2 separate regions of the Homo sapiens genome follow, and region 2 is linked to region 1. Evidence: read pairs that join two places in POLR2A ChIA-PET (ENCODE). Cell type or tissue: HepG2. All regions are shown on one strand. Each heading gives the region's core, and the rest is flanking DNA. Links, peaks and the distances in the headings are about the cores only.

Region 1 (11,212 bases), core at 1,134-9,133:
CATCTGATTTTTCAGACTTGAAAACACTGTGACCCAATTCCATCCTCCAGGATATGAACACAGCACGCTTTATAATTCAGTAATAGCCTGAATTATATCCTTAGCCTACAACATTACGTCTCCCAGGAGATTCCAATATGCAGTTTAAGGATGAGGACCACTGGCTGAAAGGTTTCTTTTGAATCTAATTATAATTCAATATAAAACTGGGGATAGAGGCTGGGCACAGTGGCTCACACCTGTAATCCCAGCACTTTGGGAGGCTGAGGCGGGCAGGTCACGATGTCAGGAGATCGAGACCATCCTGGCTAACACGGTGAAACCCCATCTCTACTAAAAATACAAAAAATTAGCCAGGTCTGGTGGTGGGCGCCTGTAGTCGCAGCTACTCGGGAGGCTGAGGCAGGAGAATGGCGTGAACCCGGGAGGTGGAGCTTGCAGTGAGCCAAGATTGCACCACTGCACTCCAGCCTGGGGGACAAGAGTGAGACTCTGCCTCAAAAAAAAAAAAAAAAAGAAAAGAAAAGAAAAGAAAACTAGGGATGGAAAGAAAGGAATGAAAGAGGGAAGGAAGGAAAACAGGAAAGGAAAGGAAAGAAAAAAGAAAAGAAAAGGGAAGGGAGACAGAGAGGGAGGGGGGAAGGAAGAATAAAGAAAGAGAGAGAGAGAAAGAAAGAAAGAGAAAGGCAAGCAGGGAGGGAGGGAGGGAGGGAGGAAGGAAGGAAGGAAGGAAGGAAGGAAGGAAGGAAGGAAGGAAGGAAGGAAAGGAGGGAGGGAGGGAAGGAGCTCTACAGCCACACAGCATATCCATCCGTTACAGGAGCAAATAAGAAAGTCAATCTTCCAGCAGAGGAAGCCAGAGCTAAATAAACACTTTAAATGTCATGAAATAAGACTTCAGAGCCCAAATGTTCCATTTTCTATTCAATAATACTATTTCCTTAAAGGTCTTGGTAACAGAGTTACCCCACGTATCTTGACCCCATATCCTGTGTTCATTCCCAGAACAAAGCTGACATGAATGATTCTTGTATGATCATTTACCAACAGAAACATGCAATCAAATTTCTTATTTTAATTAAGAAACATGGCACAATACATTTTAATTGGTAGTAGACACCATAAAAACAAGAAGGATTAAAAACACAAAGAAATGTCTTCCTCTTTAAAACAGATAATTTGGACTCCTCCTGTTCATCCATGCATTCACTTAATAACCATGGACAGCGTGCTTTCTATGTTAGATGCTGTATCCCCTAACACCCCTTTATAGCTCTTCATTGAGGTCTAGATATTTTGGCCCATGCTTCGGATGCAGCATTTCATGGGACACCCTGATGGATCTCCTGTGCTGTGCTTCCTTCTGTGGCTGTGGGTGCCACGCTGGAGCAATGCTTAGGAGGAGCGGAGTATTTCCAGGTGAGCCCCTACACTCACTGCACCTCCCATGCTCACTCTTCAACACACATTTGTTGGTAAAGGTCCAGTCCTCAAGCTTCAAGGTTTAGAAATTTTATTTTACCAAGGTTGGTCAGGAGCTAAGGGAATGGAGCCAGCTAAACCCAAGGAACAAGAAGCCCCCGTTCATTTACAATGGAAGTTGTCTTGCTGTTGTTTTGCCATTATACCATGAACCTGTCTTGGAATCAATGTGCCTGCACACTGAATTAGGTATCAGAAAATTGGTGATCATGGAATAAGGTAAAGGATTGAAAGGCATTTTTCTTAGGAACGCTTTTATACTGTTGGTGGGAGTGTAAATTAGTTCAACCATTGTGGAAGACAGTGTGGCGATTCCTCAAAGATCTACAACCAGAAATACCATTTGACTCAGCAATCCCATTACTAGGTATATACTCAAAGGATTATAAATCATTCTGCTATAAAGACATATGCAGACATATGTTTATTGCAGCACTGTTCACAATAACAAAGACTTGGAACCAACCCAATTGCCCATCAATGATAGACCAGATAAAGAAAATGTGGCACAGATACACAATGGAATACTATGCCGTCATAAAAAAGGATGAGTTCATGTCCTTTGCAGGGACATAGATGATGCTGGAAAGCATCATTCTCAGCAAACTAACACAAGGACAGAAAACCAGACACCGTGTGTTCTCTCTCATAAGTTGGGGTTGAACAGTGAGAACACATGGACACGGGGGGTGGGAGGCGCATCACATACTGGGGACTGTCGGGGCGTGGAGGGCTGTGGGAGGAGAGCATTAGGACAAATATCTAATGTAGATGACAGGCTGATGCGTGCAGCAAACCACCATGGCGCATCAATACCTATGTAACAAACCTGGATGTTCTGCACCTGTACCCCAGAACTTAAAGTATAATATAAAAAATAGAAAGACATTTTTCTATGGAATGTGAAGGCTACTTCAGTACCAAATAACAGTCTCTTGTGATGAGAGCACCATGTCTGCCAGGCGGCATCTGTTGCACAGCACTCTGCTGTGTCTTCCAGCCTCTGCCTCGTTCCCACTTCAGCCGGGCGTTCCTGCTTACATCTGTGGCAAGCTCTCAGCTAGCTTCTCCTCCCAGACTGAGAATCCTCCTAAACTGCACCTCTTGCCATTTACCCTCTAGGGGACAATAGACTTCTTCATCTTGTACCTGGGTGATACCAGGCTCTCAGAATTCCTAGGGATCAGAGGGGTGGGTAGAAGGACAGGTGGATCAGGTAGATGCATGAAGAGAGGCAACGCCAGTTACTCAGACTCTGCCTGGGCTACCAGAGTCCTGAGCTTCTTGCCCCCATTCGGGAGGTGTTAGGGGTCTCACTCCGAATCATTACTAGTTTGTTCTTTAGCTTTTATTTCCATTTCTTCCGTGTGTGTGTGTGTGTGTGTGTGTGTGTGCTGCCACTGATACTACTTTTCCCTCTCAGCGATTAAAAGAAAAAAAGATACATTTGAAAAAGTGGTGTATTATCTATTCTGTTAATATGATGTCAGTATTTATGAGGTGTGGTCTTTGTGCCTCTTTTTAAAGATATAAGGAATTACTCCATCGCCAAAGTTCGGTGGCTTCTCATATCACAGAGTAAAAGGCAGGTTCCTTGCTGGATGATGGCATCCACATCCCTCACCATTCACCTCCGAATTGCTGAGGTCCTTTCCACCACCCTCCCTTCCATCCCTGAGCACCCCCACATCCCCACTGCTCCACCCACACTCACACCTAAACTGCTATAGACCTTTGCACCTGAGCTGCCATATGGCTCTTTTCTTCCTGCTGTCATTCAAATACCACTCTCACAGGGAGGCCCATTCTCATCTCTCTACACACAAGGGCAACTTTCCCAGCCCTCCCCACCCTTCCTTTTTCTCCTCTGACCTACTCCCTTCACCTCTAGCTCCCACCCCTGAATCTAAGTTCCGCCAGGGCAGAAACGTTTGTGTTTTTTTAACTACTGTATCCCCAGCATCTGCAACAAAACCTTGCACACACTGATATTCACACAGACTTGTGAATTCATGAATGAATGCGTGAGTGAATGAATGAATACATCATATACTATACAAGGTTCATAGTAAAAAATAGCAGCCCCTGGTGTCCCCACTCCTGAATGTTTCTCTCTGAAATCTTTTAGCTATTGTTTCTGGTATTAACCTGCATATCTCTAAGGAATATGCTTACACTGCTATTTCTTGTTTTATCAACTTAAGACGTTAAAGACCGGGCACGGTGGCTCACGCCTGTAATCCCAGCACTTTGGGAGGCCGAGGTGGGCGGATCACGAGGTCAGGAGTTGGAGACCATCCTGGCTAACACGGTGAAGCCCCGTCTCTACTAAATATACAAAAAAAAATTAGCCGGGCGAGGTGATGGGCACCTGTAGTCCCAGCTACTCGGGAGGCTGAGGCAGGAGAATGGCGTGAACCCAGGAGGTGGAGCTTGCAGTGAGCCGAGATCACGCCACCGCACTCCAGCCTGGGCGACAGAGCGAGACTCCGTCTCAAAAAAAAAAAAAAAAAAAAAAAGAAGACATTAAAGACCTAAATCCCCATTGTAGAAGATGGCATCACAGGATTCTTACACCATCTCACACCTCCGGTTGCCATTTCTCTACCTTTCCAGTGTGATTACATCACATTGTCTTATAATTTACATATATATTATCTGTATGGGGTTTATATCCCTTTGCTAGAATGAAGCCTTGTCAGCAGGAATTTGTGTTTGTCTTGCTCACGGAAGTATCCTCATGGCCTAGAACAGTGCCAGGCCCTCAGCAGGTACTGAGTAAATATTTGTGGAGTGAATGGATGAATTCTGAGATTTATGGGCTGTGACTTATCCACCAGTTACTCATCGCTGCACTTTAGGGATGCGTGGGCCACCTCCATGTCCCTGTGCTTTTCCAGCTTGGACTCTCCCTCAAACTCTGCACTTTCAGGAAAACTTCAATGACTCCCTCCCACCCAGCTTTACTTGGGGATCCTTCCTCTATATCCACAAATCTTTTCGTGAACATTATATATAATTCCCGATTAGTCACCGTCTCCGGCTAGGCTGCCGCCTCCTCGGAATCATGGACTGTGTCTTGATTTCTGAACCCTATTGGCTATCACAGCATCCCACCTATTGTAATTGATTCTCAAGCAGCTATGAATGAAGGACACACAGTCCCTGCTTGCCACTTGGAGGCAAGAAAGAAACGACATCTTCCTGTTCCTGGTGAGCCCTAGGGTGAGTCACTTCACCATTTACAGAGATAACATGTGGCTCGATTGCTTCTTCTTTCACTCTTCACTTCCCCAGGTTAATAATTGCCAGATCATGTCATACTCTTTATTTTTTCAACCATTTCACTTCTTGCCATCCCTTTCCATGTCCAAATCTCCCTCAGAAATAAAAATAAATTTCAAATTAGTCAGAGCATCGTGACTTCTTTCAAAGTTAGAATTACTGCCTTATGAAACATGTGATTCAATGTGGGGCTCCGCTTGACAAGATCAAGCATTCTAAACTAAAATGTACAACCAGTGGAAATATCTTCCTGCTCCTCGACTACTGATACTTTACAGCCATGGTTCTCCAACTTTACCATGCATCCGAAGCACTGGAAAGACTTGCTAAGATGGAGCCACAGATTGTGGGGTCCCACTCCCAGAGTTTCTGAGCCAGATAATCAGAGTCTGGGAATTTGCACTGCCACAAGCTCCTGGGTGCTGCTGATGCTGCCAGTCTGAAGCCCACACTTTGAGAACCCTCGCTTTCCCATAATGCTTCAAGAAGTCTTAGGCACTAAGTTGATGCACCTGTGAAGGGGTTAGATTTCCCTCCTCCCTTCCCACCACCGCCAAGATAAGTAGTTGCTGAGTGCAACATTACAGCACTTCTTAAACTCTAATAGGCACACAGATCACCTGTAGATCTTGATAAAATACAGATCCTTATTCAGCAGGTCAGTGGTGGCGATGGGTGTGGGGTGTGGGGGTGGCCTGAGATCTGTAATCAGCCCCCAGGTGAAGCCAATGTGGCTGACTCTCCGCCTAAACTCTGAGCTGCAGGCATTACAAATTATACCAAGTCCATTAGTATTAAAAGAAAGTGACTTTCTTAGGTCTCAAAGCTTTGAGTAGTTTTTGATTTGATTCAGGCATTTGATTCAGGTCTGAGCTCTGAAACTACTAATATACTTTCTTTTTTCCTCATGAGTCATCTTGAGAATATACTTTTATTCTTTGTTTAACATTTTTACAACATAGAAACAAGTTAACATTTTTAACTTTCACCCATATAAAACTTCCAACATGAATGGGCCCAGCTGACTCATTGTCACTGCCCAGAGATCTCTGAGCTCTATTCAAACACTGCAGATAATTGTAAACCTGGAGACAAGGTTGGGAGGGTGGGGCTGTTTATCCTTGTTGATTGAGAAACCTACTCTTTGTCCTGTGCTGGTGTTTTGTTACATAGTTACAGCACTTAGCCTTTCATTGAAATCCTGCCTCAGAACACCATTATCTAATGCATTATTGATCTCGATTCTCCCAAAGGCCTGTGTTATCTCTTTTTTATTTCTTAAGCTATAAAGAGATTGTGGTGATGGGGAAGTGAAAGAGAAAACACCTCCCAAACCTACCTGATCCAGCTGATCCGGGACATATCCCTTTTTTTTTTTTTTTTTTGAGATGGAGTCTCTCCCTGTTGCCCAGGCTGGAGTGCAGTGGCTTGATCTTCGCTCACAGCAACCTCCACCTCAAGCAATTCTCCTACCTCAGCCTTCCAAGTAGTTGGGAATACAGGCACGTGCTACCACATTTGGCTAATTTTTGTATTTTTAGTAGAGATGGGGTTTCACCATGTTGGTCAGGCTGATCTCGAACTCCTGACCTCGTGATCCGCCCGCCTCAGCCTCCGAAAGTGCTGGGATTACAGGCGTGAGCCACCGTACCTGGCCCAGCACATATCCTTTATATCATAATGTTGTGAACACATATATACATACATATGTGTATATATACACCCACCACATATATAATATATACCCACACATACATACACACACATAAAGAGAAAATGCCTCCCAAAACCTACCTAATCCAGTGTGACTCTTACACCTGCAGGTGGATAGTAAGTGGACATTTAGGGGAGGCAGGACAAGCTACATAATTTTCAGGGCTCGGTATAAAGCAGGCATGCCGGACCCAATTGTCAAGAATTTCAACACTGCAACAGCAGAGCATTAATCCAAGTGCCAGGCCCTTCCAAGCTCACGTGCTCATGAGGCTAACCCTAGGGGAAGAACTCTGACATAACGAAAACCCCATGAATTTGGAAGCTCTCACTCTCTTCCCTTCTTCACTCCTTTCTCCCTTTCAAAACATATGTCAGAAAAGAAGAGCTCCAATGACAATGGTGATGTCATTTGTTCTGTGGTTGAATAAACACTCGTATCTCATCTTTGTCCTGTCTCTCCTTCATTTTCTGCCAAATAGCTCAACCTTCCGACTAAGAAAAACCCAACTAGATCCCACTGGTTCCAACAAGGGCTAAACTGAACTCTACCTTTGGTCCGACTATGATAAGATGGTTTACCTAATCTATGATGAGGAAATGTACTGCACAAATATGACTAGAAGGGAGGGTGTGCAGTTTCCTCAAATGAGATTTTCAAGTCATCAGACAGCCCCTCTCAAACTCTGAGGGCTCACCATGGATCTTGTTACAATGCAAATTCCAATTTAGGAGGAGTGGAAGGGACAGAGGGCATATCTACACTGTGAAACTGTGAGGCCAAGGACCATACTTTGAGTAGCAGAGCTCTAGAACTACCCTGTCCCTTAAGGTAGACACTAACCACAGGTACCTATTGAGTCCTCGAAATGTGGCTTGTCTAAATAGAGATATACTCTGAGTGTAAAATGCACACCACTTTTCAAAGATGTAATTCAAAAAATAAAATAAATATCCCATTAAGAATTGTATATTGAGTCTATGTTTTGGATATATTGGGTTAAACAAAGGATATTATTAAAATTAATTTCACCTGTTTCTACTTTTTTAATTTGGCTAGTAGAAAATTTAAAATTACCTATGTGGCTCAGTACTGGACAGCACTCTTCTAGGAGGTCAGGTGGAGCTTGAGTTATCCATCCTCTCCATTTCAATATGAACTCCTTGGGGCAAAAGCACGGAACCAGCCCCGGACATCACCCAGGGAGGTGAGTTCATCTCTTATGGTCTCATCCATCAGGTTTTCTTCTCTGGCTCTCACCACCCCAATACAGACACACACACACAAACACACACACACACACACACACACACACACACAGAGGAGTGGGAAAGACTGGAAGACAGGACCTTGTCTTATCCATCTTTCTGTCCTCAATGCCCAGTACACAGTCTATTATCTTAAGTAATCCATAAATATCTGAGATGTGGATCCTCTATGTAAATCATTCATGGCTCCTCCCACTTATACTTCTGGGTCACTGTAAATGTTTGAAAGTAGTCATGTGTTTTCTCAATTATATTTTCCTCCGGGTTGTCCTTCAGCTTACCTTGTACTAGCTGCACAGGCTCAGTGAGCATCCATGACACAATGCTACTAGCTCAGTGCATACTGAAGGGTAAATGTTAGTGGCCTTTTCCTTGCCACCACCACCAAGTTTACAATTACAGTACTTCTACTATGATCACGGCTGCCACTAAGAAGCTACACCTCACTGGGTGCTTCCTACATGCCAGGTGCTGTACCTGCACTTCAGATATGGCATTTCATTTAATCCTCACACCACCACCATGCTGGCCATTATTATGGTCTTCCACTTTCCATATGAGGAAAGTGAGGCTCAGAGAGGTTATGAACCATGCCCAAGCAAGTAGCAGAAATAGGATTCAAGTCCAGATCTCTAAAGTCTGTGTTTTCAATCCTGGGTATCTATAACATTAGCAGAGTGCTCAGAATCATCAGTGGAAAAAAGAGGAAAAAGTGAAGTGGGGTGGTTTTGAATAGCACATGAATATGCACACCAGGATGGAGGCATTCTTTCATTTTTTCCTTTGGTCTGTTGTTAAATGTATGTATATCGTATTTCCCAATAAATTAGAAAATGGAAAAAATAAGTCATCAACCTTTTTTCTCTAAATCAAGGAACATAGAAATCTGACATATCCTTTACATCAGAATGTTGTGAACACATATATACATATATATGTGTATATATACATACACTGCATATAGGTAATATATACCCACACATACATACACACACATAAATTGTAACCAGACGCACATGGTAGTAAAATGTGTGCTTTTAAAAAGCCACTGGGTACATCTCTAAGAAAGCCTCACATGATGTAGTAACAAAATGAGCCCTGCAGTAGGGAACAAAACGAATTATTGGTATAGATCAATAGTTAATAACGGTTCAGCTACTAACATGGGGCATGTCAGAGTAACACACTGGGCAAATACACTTACAAGGAGAAATACAGAAGAATAATCCAAAATAAATTACCAATGAATTGTTTTATGATAAAAGCATAAGTTTTGGAATGGTCTTTAAAAGACAGATTTAAAATGTTTGAATCAGGCTCGGGTTTGAAGCCTTTTTTTTTTTTTTTTTTCAAATTGACTTTATTCTTTTCTCATTAAAAGAGCTGTTCCAGGCTGGGTGCGGTGGCTCACACCTGCAATTCAGCACTTTGGGAGGCCAAGGCAGGTGGATCACTTGAGGTTAGTTCAAGACCAGCCTGGCCAATATAGTGAAACCCCATCTCTACTAAAAATACAAAATTTAACAGGGCATGGTGGTGCGCACCTGTGATTCCAGCTACTCGGGAGGCTGAGGCAAAAGAATCACTTGAACTTGGGAGGTGGAGGCTGTAGTGAGCCGAGATCACACCGCTGCACTCCAGCCTGGGCAACAAAAGCGAGATTCTGTCTCAAAAAAAAAGAGCTATTCCATCCCAAAAAGGTTTTATGATGATAGTTTTACTTTGGGGATTATTACCTCTGTATATTAATATCTCAGTACAATTTTAAAACACCAATGCTTTAAAATAACACACAAACTACTGTCACCAAACCAAACCAGGTCCGTTTGCCCTCAGGCAAAGTTAAGTCAAGCACCAAAGCACTGGGTTTTGGCAGTGAGAAAGGTTTATTGTGAGTAGACTGACAAGGAAACTGAAGGAAATGCTCAAATCTGTCTCCCTGAGCTTGAGGCTAGGTCAGGTTTCATAACCATAGGGTAATGAGGATGATCTGATCCTGCAATGAGGTGATGCTGGGAGGCATGATCTGACTGGACCCTGCCATGGGGTGTCCGCTTCTTAATTCAGTCCCCACTCCTTAGTCCAAGCACTTAGGTTCCTGCACACTTGGTTCATCTGGGCATGCTCAGGGGGTCCATGGAACTGAAAAACAACTCACAACAACTCACAACTCTGTAACATAAAAGTTGAACCAGATCAGTCTGATGACGTTATGCTACTTACTAAGTCCATGTTGATAAAACTGAAAAAATACGACCTTTAAAATCTTTCTTGTAGTTCTACCAAAAGAGATTTCATTCACATTTCCACATCAAAAATGTTGGTTGGATAATTTCTGGGATACTAAGAAATAAAAAGGCAAAGACAAAATGATCATAATCATTATAACAAACCTCAGTCTTTTTTCTTTTTTTTTTGAGACAGAATTTCGCTCTTCTTGCCCAGGCTGGAGTGCACTGGCGCAATCTTGGCTCACTGCAACCTCTGCCTCCCAAGTTCAAGCGATTCTCCTGCCTCAGCCTCCTGAGTAGCTGGGGTTACAGATGCCCACCATCACACCGAGATAATTTTTGTATTTTTAGTAGAGACCGGGTTTCGCCATGTTGGCCAGGCTGGTCTTGAACTCCTGACCTCAGGTGATTCACCCACCTCAGCCTCCCAAAGTGCTGGGATTACAGGCATGAGCCACTGTGCCAGGCCCAGATCAGTCATTTTAATACGAGATTGTGACCAGCCAGAATAACTGGTTTCCATTTTTGCTCTTCGATTGATTGATCATTGTATCTAGGGTCAAATTTGCTGTATAGTTTTTCAGTTTTAACAATGCTAAGGCCCTATGTCAGTGTAATCAAGGGAAAGAATCTAAATTAGATATTAAAAACCTGAATCCAAATTCTGGTTGAATGCCATACTTATTACGATCAATAAACATAAATGGTGGCTCAACACACACTGTAGTAAATAATGTGCTTTTAAAAAGCCACCAGATAAATCTCTAATACAGCCTCCAATGACTTAGGAACAAAATGAGTCCTGCTGTAGGGAAGAAAGTGAATTATTGGTATAGATCAAATTGCCTAGAAACATCGTGTGTCAACATTAATGTCAGTTCCTTGGAACAAATATATTGCTCCTTAATTACTCCATGCTTTCAGATGATAGCTCATTTCACAGAGATGCATTTATTTTGAAAAAGTATACATAGCTACCAGCCTGTACACTCTGTCAACATAAGGGTTGGCCATAAAAACCTGTTATATTTTACTCTGGGCAGCAATTATTTAATATCCCTCAACATATGTGTCAAACGCATAAGAAATTGCTCCAGGCTTTTCCACATTTTCATTGCTTAAAAAAGTAGAAAACGCCAAACAATGAGGCCTTCATAGAACCTGAGGCATCAAAAATATTAGCTGCATTGTGAAAGCCAAATAGGAGCAACTTATTCTTAAAAAAGAATACA
Region 2 (11,212 bases), core at 1,951-9,950, 55 kb before region 1:
TACGAAGCTGAGGTGTCTCTACGCCAGCTGGTAGAGTCAGATGCCAATGGCCTCAAGCAGATCCTGAATGTGCTGACCCTGGGCAAGGCCGACCTAGAGGCACAAGTCCAGTCTCTGAAAGAGGAGCTCCTTTGCCTCAAGAACAACCACAAAGAGGTGAGACAAAGACCAATAGAGTAATCACAAGCTAAGTCCCTAAAAGTAGCATCAGTTCCTTTGAGTTGCACCTGACAAAGGGTGTGCCCGCTTGTATTAGTTCGTTCTCACACTGCTATAAAGAAATAACTGAGAGTAGGTAATTTATAAAGGACAGAAGTGTAACTGAGTCACAGTTCCACATGGCTGGGGAGGCCTCAGGAAACTTACAATCATGGCTTAAGGGGAAGCAGGCACATCTCACTTGGCAGCAGGAGACAGAGAGAGACCAAAGGGGGAAGAGCCCTTTATAAAACTATCAGATCTTGTGAGAACTCACTCACTATCCTAAGAACAGCATGGGGGACACCACCCCCATGATCCAATCTCCTCCCACTAGGTCCCTCCCTTGACACATGGGAATTATGGGAATTACAATTCGAGATGAGATTTGGGTGGGGACACAGAGCCAAACCACTGCTACGTACTACTCTGGTTTAGCCCTGAAAATACCTACTGCTACTAGCACTGGTTCAAGGTAGTATTTCAAATCCACTGGCTCCAACACAATATCTGGAGCCATAAGGGGAAGAAAGGCCTCCAACATCCCCTCCAGCTTTTCTACAAGAAGGAACCCAATTTTTCTGTCCTTACAGTCTTCCCATGTTTGTAGGCATCCCTATACAGGCTTCTGCCACCTCCCATTGGTACAAGTCAATATTGGTGCAAGTCAATATTGGCACAATCCCGTATTTGCACCATAGAGACTATAATCTCTCATGATCAATTCCACCTTTATCCTGTTTCACCCATTATCCAGCCCTGGAAATGATCTAAATTTTTTGGAACTCTGGTCTTGCTACTCATTTTTTTTTAATTTTGCACACATTTAAACACACAGTCCTACCTGAAAGAGTCTTAAATCATTTTATAGCATCTCAATAACACCTGTAAATCATGTATTCCTTTGTTGTGGGCTATATTTTAGACACAATTAAGCTAAATCGTAGCAGTTAGAGTGAAACAAGAACACAAAGGGGTTATCTGTTCACCAAGTGACTTCACAGTCTTTTTCTTTCCTTAGGAAATCAATTCTTTACAGTGTCAGCTTGGGGAGAGACTTGACATTGAAGTGACTGCTGCCCCTTCTGCTGACCTAAACCAGGTTCTACAAGAAATGAGATGTCAATATGAGCCCATCATGGAGACAAACCGCAAAGATGTGGAACAGTGGTTCAACACGCAGGTGGGGGATATAGAAAAGTCAAAAACAATAAGCTGATGCTGCATTTCTAGGGCCCTTTAATCAAAGTCATGTTTTCCTCCCATAATATTCTCAGTCTCTGGCTGTGTGTTTCAGATAGAGGAGCTGAATCAACAAGTGGTGACCAGCTCTCAACAGCAGCAATGCTGCCAAAAGGAGATCATAGAACTGAGACGCAGTGTGAACACTCTGGAGGTTGAACTGCAGGCCCAGCATCGAATGGTACTGAGCAAGCTGACCAAGCCTAGCTCAGCAAAGATGGAAACAGTCCCTTACACCTGTGTGCTGCAGTATTTCCCAAACTGTGTCTTTCAGAACAATAGTTCCTCATTTGTTAAAGCGTCTATGGCTGAAAAAGAGCTTTGTGGCCAAATAAGTCTACGAAACGCTGCACTAAACCAAGGTTAAACAGGGTGCCTTCCTGTGAGCCATTAATAAGCTAATATACACCATGAATCTCCAGGAAGGGGGTATATGGTATTCAGCATTCCAAAACTTATTTGACTGTGGATCCCCCCACTTTTTTTAGAACATCTCATGGTATTAATGATTCATGAAGTACACTTTGGGAAACACTGGGAGAGCATTTTATTATATGCAAAGCATTTTTACAAGCTATCACATGAGATTTATAAAGCAATCCTAAGAGGGGGGGTGGCATAATTATTAACGAATGTTACAGATGAGGCTCCAAGAGCTAAAGTGATTTTCCCAAGCAAATCCAAGGTAAGTTTCAGCCCACCTATTTTATAGAGACACTGAGATCCTGAGACATTAAGAAACTCATCCAAAGTCACAAAAGAAATAAGAGTCTGAGCCAGAGTTTAGATTCCAAAGCCAGTATCATTCTGTCTCATGATAATGCCTCTCTGAAGTAGAGAATTGCTTACATGCTCTGATGTGAAGGCTTTTGGGAAGACCTTGCCCCACACTGGTTTTGTCACCAGCTAGTCATGTGACCTTGGACAACATATTGAACCACTTGAACCTCAGTTTTCTCATCTATAAAAATTGGGATAATCATGCAAATAATAGGCTATTAAAACCTAAAATCCCATCATTATCCATAGACTTACAGAATGATAGAGCAGGAATGAAATTTACTCATCAGTTTCAACTTTCATATTTTACATATAAAGGAATTGATCTGGTGGATAAATTGTATATGGTAAAACATTGCTTCCTTCCTTTTTTAAGACACGAACACTCACTGAATGAAGTGCCATGGTAATGCTTTTTTTTTTTTTTCTTTTTGAGATGGAGTCTCACTCTGTCGCCCAGACTGGACAGCAGTGGCACGATCTCGGGTCACTGCAACCTCCACCTCCCGGGTTCAAGCAATTCTCTGCCTTAGCCTCCCAAGTAGCTGGGATTACAGGTGCCCACCAGAACACCCAGCTAATTTTTTGTATTTTTAGTAGAGACGGGGTTTCACCATCTTGGCCAGGCTGGTCTTGAACTCCTGACCTTGTGATCCACCCACCTGGGCCTCCCAAAGTGCTGGGATTATAGGCGTGAGCCACTGCGCCCAGCCAGTAATGCATTTTTAATGCCTGGGTGTGCATTAAGTTATTATTTTTTCTCTCCTAAGTAGGAAAGTGTGGTGCGAGACTATTGGTTGGTCAAGAAAGAGAAAGTGAAACAAATACTTACAGAGAAGCAAAAAGAGAAAGAGAGAAAGAGGGAAGAGATAAAGGAAAGCAGATTTTAGCATAGTTGATCATTTGGGTTTTGGATTTATTTGATTAGGAAACAATAAATAAAGTGCTTGGAGATCTATCAGTAGTGTCACAAAGAAACCATTTTTTTTAAATGATACAGGTCACAGGTGACCTGGGCTTAAAGGAGTCATTATAAATCCTACTATCCTTCTCCATGGTAGAGAGATTCCCAAGAGTGCATCCTAACGGAGACAGAGGCTCGCTACACGGCCTTGCTGACCCAGATCCAGAGTCTGATTGATAACCTGGAAGCTCAGCTGGCAGAGATCCGGTGTGCCCTGGAAAGACAGAACCAAGAATACGAGATCCTGCTGGACGTCAAGTCCCGGCTGGAATGTGAGATTACCACATACCGCAGCCTTCTGGAGAGCTCGGATGGCAAGTATGTAAAATAACAGCAACTTCTATGACAAAAAAGTGTAAATGAACGCAGATATATGTACTGCCACTGGCAACAGGGGTCAAGTGCTTTGTTTGACCTTCTTGCCAGTGATGGGGAGCTTGGACAGAGGCATCCACACACCCTCTCAAGCTGTGCCATGAGGAAGACTTGCAATTGTAACCTTATCCAAATTTGAGGCATTGGCTGACCTGAGCTGTTCTGAAGAGCCCATGGGCCAGGTTAATTTCTTATAGGTTGCTTACCTTCTTAGAGTTTTAAAAATTACTAGAGAAAAAATTATTTCCCCATAGATGAATATTCCTGGTGACCATTACAGATGTTTCCCCACTGAGATGAACGTCTGATTTTCATGAGCTTGTACAAAACAACCCAGGCTCCTTTGGAGGAACATTCTGCTCAGGCTGAAACCCCTAACCCTATCTAGCCACTAGTCCTTGAGGCCAACAGAAGCATGTACACATGTATGTTTTAGCATCTTTTTTAAAAAATAAAAGTTATAATTTTTGTAAGCAATAAGAAGCTAACCAACCCATAAGTAAACATATATGGAGGATGAGTTCTTTGAAGCAACTCAGTCCAAACTAAAACCCCAGAGACTTAGTTACAATTGCAAAGGAGACCTACTTCCCGAAAATAATCAGTGAACTCTTCACAGCATTCTTTTAATTGGCATGACCACATTATGTGAGCACAATGGTCATCAATGCTGTCACCTTTAGGAGCTGTGATCATATACCAAAATACCTCGAATCATCAAAGAAAGATTATGTTTATAAAAAGAGTGTTTACTATGAACTGCTTTTTACTTCAGTTCTCTAAAAACTATGCATAGACAGCCAGAAGGCACTTTGAAGCTTCCTGATGACACAGTGAGGACTCTTTCATAGCTGGGGTTCAGGCCACCACTATTAGTATGACTAACTCCTCAATGAGAAAAATATCTGGTTAATTTCCATTCCTCGGATAATAATGCCCTCAACTTGTTCCTTATCACTGTTGATCCTGTGGGTTTAGTTTCCATTATATCCATTCTGCAGATGAAAAACTAAAGGTTGAGTGCGTTAAATGACTTAGCTGAGGTCACCAGCTGGTAAAGGACAGAGCTGGTCTCTGCCTCAGTCTTTTGACTGCTAGTGCAGTATTCTTTCCACAATGTGATGGTATTGACTAATGGAAACTTACATAATCGAATACTTCTAAACCTAGGATGCTGATTTCCAATGGATTTAATCTGATTCTTTTTCTTCCAGTAACTACAGTACAAAATAAATGAATAAGCATTTAGAAGTATGTACTTGTCTTGAGCAACACGTGTTAAAAAAATTAGCCACAATCATTTTTCTCCATGACCATCATCGCCTTCCCTCAATCACAGCTAAAATTGTGTTTTTTTTCCTTAGGCGTCCCTGTTACCCACGTGCCACCAAATGTGAGCCTTCCCCTTGGACATCTTGTAAGTCCGGAGCCATAGAAAGCACGGCCCCAGCTTGCACATCCTCATCCCCCTGCAGCTTAAAGGAGCACTGCAGTGCCTGCGGACCCCTGTCCCGGATACTGGTTAAAATTTGCACCATCACCAAGGAGATTAAGGATGGGAAGGTCATTTCTTCTTACGAGCATGTGCAGCCTTGTTTCATCATCAGACCTGCCAAAGTCTAACATCCCAAGGTGATGAAAATGACCCACATTTATGAAACAGAGGCCAATACATGCTCCTGCCAGAGAGGTTTAAGAAAACTCCCCAGTCCCTTAAGGTACTTAGTTTCTTACTACTACAGCGGGTCCCCATTGCTAGGTAGAATATCTTTTATTCTGCTCCTTCCCTAACTCACCACTGCTAACATGATAATAAATTACATTTCTCTGGAAGGATGTTTTGCATTTATCTGAGGGATGGGAACTGATTTGTAAGCACCCAGGAAGATGGCCTACATTGCTTGACTACCCAGGTGATTGATGGGCAGGTCTCTCTCTTGTTTACTCAGGCCTTGTTTACCGACATTCCTCCTTAGAGCCAGTCAGACAAGTTTAGGGTTGTTTTTGGCCACCGGCACCTGAAGGTGAAAAGCTACAACCTTCCCTTCTAAATGTCTTTGGATACAGAAAGAAACATATATGGGAACAGTATAAATAGGGGAAAAGATCTTTAATATTTAATTCACTTGTGTAGATAGTCACGAGTATGGATCCTATTAAACTCTGCTGTCTTAATTATGATTTATCTATACTAACATACTTTACCTTTCCAAAGATATTTTTTTAAATGTCCATGGTCTCCAAAACTTTGTGACCTATTAGGCTCTCCAAATATTTTATTTGAGAATCAGATAAGTTGTGGGGAGTGAATCTAGAACACTTTGAAGAAATAGCATGGGTCTTTTCATTAAACATTTGCTATTTCTCTTTCTATTCTTTAGGGAATGGGAGTTTGTTCTGATTGTTTGACAAGGAACATTTAGCTGGAATTCTCAAGAAATAACCCTTCTTCCCCTCCCTGTGAAGAGTGACAAAGAAAAACATAGCTTAGATTCCTGCTTCAATCTATCCATCAGAGTAAATGGACATAATATCCACACATTTTGCAGAAAAGCAATAGTGAATAATTGCTGCTTGTAAGTGCAAGGCAGTCCCAATGTGAGAAGGCATCATTTATATACCAGCCATCATCACAGCTTCTTACAGGATAGTCTCAGAATATGTAAGTCATTCCTGACAATAATCATTGGACATTGCCAGAGGTTTTAAGAAATAATTCAAAATCAAACACAGATGGGTAGTCAAAAGGCCTGAAGTCCTACACCTGCATTTCCCAGCTGTGACCTTGGGGAAAACATTTAGACTTCATCAAATTTAATTTCTGTGTTTGTTAAATGAGGATCATGCCTACTTCACAGGGTTGTTGTGATGATCAAATGAAATTGTTTATGTGACACTGCTTTGAATGCTGAAAAGCACCACCCAATGTAATTTTTATGTAAGTTTTGCTTTTAGCTACAGCCCTAGACCTATTTTTGTAATTATCTCATTTTAAAATTCTTTCTTCATGAATTTAGTTATCCAGTCATGATTTTGGAGTTTTAATAGTGTTTAACTTTTAGGAGAAAAAAAAACATGATTTCCTGTGATCAGGCCCACAATTCTACTCAATAAAGCATTTTTCAGTTCTTAGGGTATGTATCGCATATCAATGAGTCAATAATGCCTGATGCCCACATCAAAGACACATGCATTGTGTAACTTACAGCTTGATGATTTACTTCCTCCAGACAAGTAGCAACTTACACTAGGCAAGTGGAATGCAGAACTCCCAGAATGACCTCTTTTAAATCAATAATTTCTCTCTCATCTGAGTGGGCAGAGTACCTCCGGTCAGTAGTTAACTGCGTACTATCTCAGGCTGCAGGATGAAAATGTGGAAAGAGCATGGAACTGGGATTCAGAAACCTTGGGACGGAGTCTCAATCCAGCCTGGGCATGTATGACCTCGAGTAAATAGGATATAACAATATAAGCCCTGCCTACCACACGGCTGCAAGGATAAAATGGAATAATAATGGTGAAAGGGTCTCATAAACTGTAAGGTGCTTTGCAGAAGGGCATTCCTATTCCCTATATTTAAACCTAGACACATGTCGTTTCCATCAATACCTTCTTCCTTTCTTTCTGGTTCAGTGCTGGGCCCAGGTGGACCTTGATATATATCATCCACACTAAAATCTGCTCCGAGCTACAAAATTAGGGTTGAGGAATCTCACTGGACTCAAGCTAAGATTGAACTGATGCAGCAGTGCCATTTTCAGTTTATCCTAGAAGTAGGATGCCTTCCTCCTATGGAGAGCAAAATATCCCCCATGCCATTCATGGTTTTAAAAAATATATGATTATAAGCTGCACAGTAAAGAGGGGAGTTAGCCACTCGAAGGCTTGCAGTTTTGTTTTTTTTTTTAAGTGTCTTCTTCGTATAAGAGAATGTAAAACCATTTGCTGGTTGTATGCATGTGGTCAAAACTTTTAAAGGCAATAAGGAGACTGGATTTTTACTAGGAGGCTAAATAAGTATCCTACACAGCCACAGGAGGAAATTTAAGGTTTTATGACAGTTCAGCATAAGTCAGCAGCTAGAGCAGAAAAGGGGCTCGTGGGGAGGGAAAGTGTAATTTTAGCACAGTTCGAAAGACAACCATGAATCAGGAAACACAGCATGGTGTCCAGAGCCTGAGGTCAAATCCTATATCTCTGCTTCTCACTCTGAGGGTCCATAATTATATTTCTTAAAAAGGGAGATATTTTAGATATATTTTTTCTAGATTTTTTTCCTTTCTTCTTGTTGACTCCACTTCATGTCATAGCTAGTTTAAACTCTTCCAAACACAGAGGTAAGTAACCACGCTTCCCCCTTTCTCCTTGCCTCTCACCCCTTAACTGTCCCCCATCACCTGCCCCCATCACACAGCCCACACCCTTTGCATCCTTACTTCCCAGAGCCAATTCCAGCAATTGCTGATCAGAAGAGACTACCCAGAAACTTTTCCTCCAGAGTTCAGTTAGTGGTAACCCCTTACCTGACGTCCCGCCAAAACTTCTCCAGTGTGACCCAGAAGCCACCTGCAATTGCATTAATAGGGGAGTCTGTATCATTCAGATTCCTGGGCCTTACCCCAGACCTCCTGTATCTGCATCTCCAGCTGTGGGACCTGGGAATCCAAATTTTAACAAAAGTCTCAGCTGAAGTGTGTGCACTGAATTAAAAGCCACTGCTTTATCACTGATGGGGGCTTTTGGCTTAAAGATCTGAATGACTTGATGACTTATTTGAGGCTTTTAGATTTGGGCATAGCTTGATAGACAACCACACATGCAGATTCCCCCCTCCTTCGTGTCTATTCGCCTGTTTATAAAATGGAGTTAATCAATAATGACCAATAATTTAATAAATATCATCAACTCATTTAATCCTCACAACCCCATCATGAAGTAGATATTATTAATAGCCCCATTTCACAGATGAGGAAACTGCTGGGCAGAAAATTTAACTGACTCATCCATGCCGCACAATAATGGGATTGAATTATCAGTACTTTTATTTCCTTAGAAAGGTCAAATAGCACCTGATACAAGAACAGAAATAATCTGTAGTAGCAACAGCTTGCTTTTCAACTCTTCAAAGCACCCTTCTCCAGCTCATCACAGCTTCCAGTGAGAATCATCCAAGGAGTCTTTATCCCTCATCCAGAAATGCAGAGAATATGTGGATTTTTGAATGCGGAAGGTATTGGATGGCAGCTAATAGCATTTTTAATGTGAGAGATGGAGAATCTGGGGCACAGAAAGAACAGTAACTGGTCCATGGTACGTGGGTCGAAAAGAGGACCAGTGCTCTTTCTTCTGCTCCTCACTCTCCTTGTTCCCCGTCTTCTGCTCCTCACTCTCCTCGTTCCCAGGCACATCTGTAGTGAACAGGTGTGGACTGAGGCCTAATGTGAAGAACACTGGACCCCAAGACAGTGACCTCAGGCTCTAACTCTCAGAAGTACCATTTGGCTTCTCTGTGCTTAGACTCTGGGCAGTCACCATGGACTCTTCAAAGCTTACGTCCTTAGTTTCTCTTACAAGCTCTGACATTACTTATCATGTCTAGCTTTCTACCTCTGTAAATAAGAACTGACACCAAAAAAAGTCTTCCAACCCCCCCCACCCCACTTTGCCAGTGTCTTTTAAAGGCAATTGGATGGTATCAGTGAGATCTTCATGTCTTTAGAAGATAATGACTCTATGTTGTTATTAATTCCCATAATTTCCATTTTTCAAACAATGAAGAAAAGTATCTTACTCTAGACAGAAACGGATCCCTTACCTGAGTAAGTTTATCCTATTTCTGTCCATTTTGATTTAAAATTAAAGTTTTTATAATGAAAACACATTTTAAAAGCAAACATCCACTTTAAATGAGAGAAGGGGGGAAACATTAAAATTCAAGAGAAAAGGAAAGTGTCCCCAAAGAGAAGAGAATAGGTCATTATTAGGTTAGGAAGAATTTCTAGGCTGAGGCAATCAGCATCCGTGACACAGACTTGGGTTAGTCTCAGGGCAAGCAAACCTTGAATACATTGTTTCAACACTGTGATCAAATGTCTTTTATAGGAAATGAATCCTCTGGGTATTGGGCTGGCTAGAAATATCTGATCAGTGTGTTCATGAATGATTCACAAGTTTCATGGGAACAACCCACGCACCCAGTTCAAATGGGAACAACCCTGTTTGGCAACATTGAAAGGTTTGCTGTAATTATCCTTTCAGGTTAAACATCATATTTGGAGAGCTTTCCTAGGTGATGCTTTTGAGCCACAGGCTACCACTTACATGCACATGGGAAAAAATGTATATCAATGTTTCTAAACATCTTAAGAAGGCATCACAATAGCAAAATTTCTGAATATGTTTTCTTGATCCTCTCTCTCTCTCTCTCTCTCTCTCTCTTTCTCTCTCTCACCCCCCCCCCTCTTTCTCTCTCTCTGGAACAACCCAATAGTCAAGGCGGACATACTAGTCGTACCTGGAGAAAACATCTCAGACAGTAAGATCTCTTACTTTTTTCAGGAGGAGAGCAAGTTTGGGACTCCTTTCTCTTTTTCCTTCTCCAAAAACAAACAAACAAAAAAAACAGAAACAAAAAAGAATCAAAAAGGCCTTTCTGCTAATCCAGAAGCAAAAATTTCCGATATTACAGCTCGTTATGGAGGGCCACTGGGCACGCTAGTGCTCAAGAGTTTCCTGGAAAGGGTTGTATCCACCCATTTGGTATCTGTGGCCCTTAAAGAAACTGCCTAACTCTACTGACCCAGAAGACCTAGAGAGAGACCATGCTTTGGGCTGAACATCTCTAAACATGGGTAGCTGGTCATAAAGAACTACCCATCAACTGTATGTAAGAGTAAAAAGGTCTTCTCTCTGCACTTCTGTGGAGGATAAATGTCTGTCAGCTCATTTTCCATTGACCGGAAAAAAATAACTGTGTTCTCTTCCTTCACTGCCACTTTCTAAGAAACACCCCCTTCCCCACTCCCAGCATAGACTCTGGTTGCAGGGAGAAGTCTCACAGTGGAAGGTAAATAAAATTACTACCCATGTAAGAGGACTCTGTTAAGTTCAGTGGGGAAAGGAGACTAGGATGAAATCTCAGAACAAGCACCCTTTTAAAGGTATTAGAAAAACCTAGAAAAGAACTTTGGCCACCTTTGTTTAAAAAGCAGAATCATGTACTGATTAATAACACATACTTGAATCTAGACCAGCTGGGTCTCTGATTCCCAGCCCTGCCACATACCATGAGATCTTGGGCAAGTTACTTAATCTCTCTATTTCCTCATCTTTAAAATGGGGCTATTAATAGCATCTACTTCATAGGGCTGAGATGACATCATTAATTAATGCATGCAAAGCTCCTAGAGCATGCCTGGCACCCAGTAACCTTGTTAGTAGGATTGCATTATACTGCTTCGTGAAGCTTACTTCAGTTGGCAAAACAATCACATGAGAGCTAATGAATTATTTCACTTGAGCCAAATGACAATGGCATAGTCATGCAAAGCCATTCTGATAACTAATGAAAGTGCTATATTAAGGATAGAACCTTTCTTTTTAAAAGAAAGCTGAGTCACACCTGACCCAAAGTAAAAACCACATAAAGGT

The links. ChIA-PET counts read pairs that join two places held together with the same protein. Peaks named below come from ENCODE experiments on the same cell type or tissue, not always from the same donor. Only the 100,000 strongest peaks of a DNase experiment are listed, where the experiment ranks them.
Region 2: POLR2A ChIA-PET joins it to region 1 with 17 read pairs; 6 of 35 experiments call an interaction of 5 or more read pairs at or near these places.

The regions. Positions count from the first base shown.
Region 1 is chr17:40,896,836-40,908,047 of GRCh38, reverse strand. All of the region lies in intron 1 of LOC105371777 (a long non-coding RNA gene), which reads right to left. Among named protein-coding and RNA genes, the nearest start is that of KRT20, 17 kb to the right of the region's middle. In HepG2, for the core only: no CTCF peak of the experiment used is centred there; DNase peaks (open chromatin) are centred at 3,267, 4,267, 4,737, 5,877 and 1 weaker place.
Region 2 is chr17:40,952,571-40,963,782 of GRCh38, reverse strand. KRT39 (keratin 39) reads left to right here. Exons shown (of 7, transcript NM_213656.4): 3 at 1-156; 4 at 1,220-1,381; 5 at 1,496-1,621; 6 at 3,282-3,502; 7 at 4,924-5,366. The coding sequence ends at 5,182. The region is part of intron 1 of LOC107985072 (a long non-coding RNA gene); the gene reads right to left. Among named protein-coding and RNA genes, the nearest start is that of KRT39, 8.8 kb to the left of the region's middle. RefSeq lists enhancers at 6,049-7,248, 9,147-10,346. In HepG2, for the core only: no CTCF peak of the experiment used is centred there; DNase peaks (open chromatin) are centred at 5,502, 6,822 and 9,673.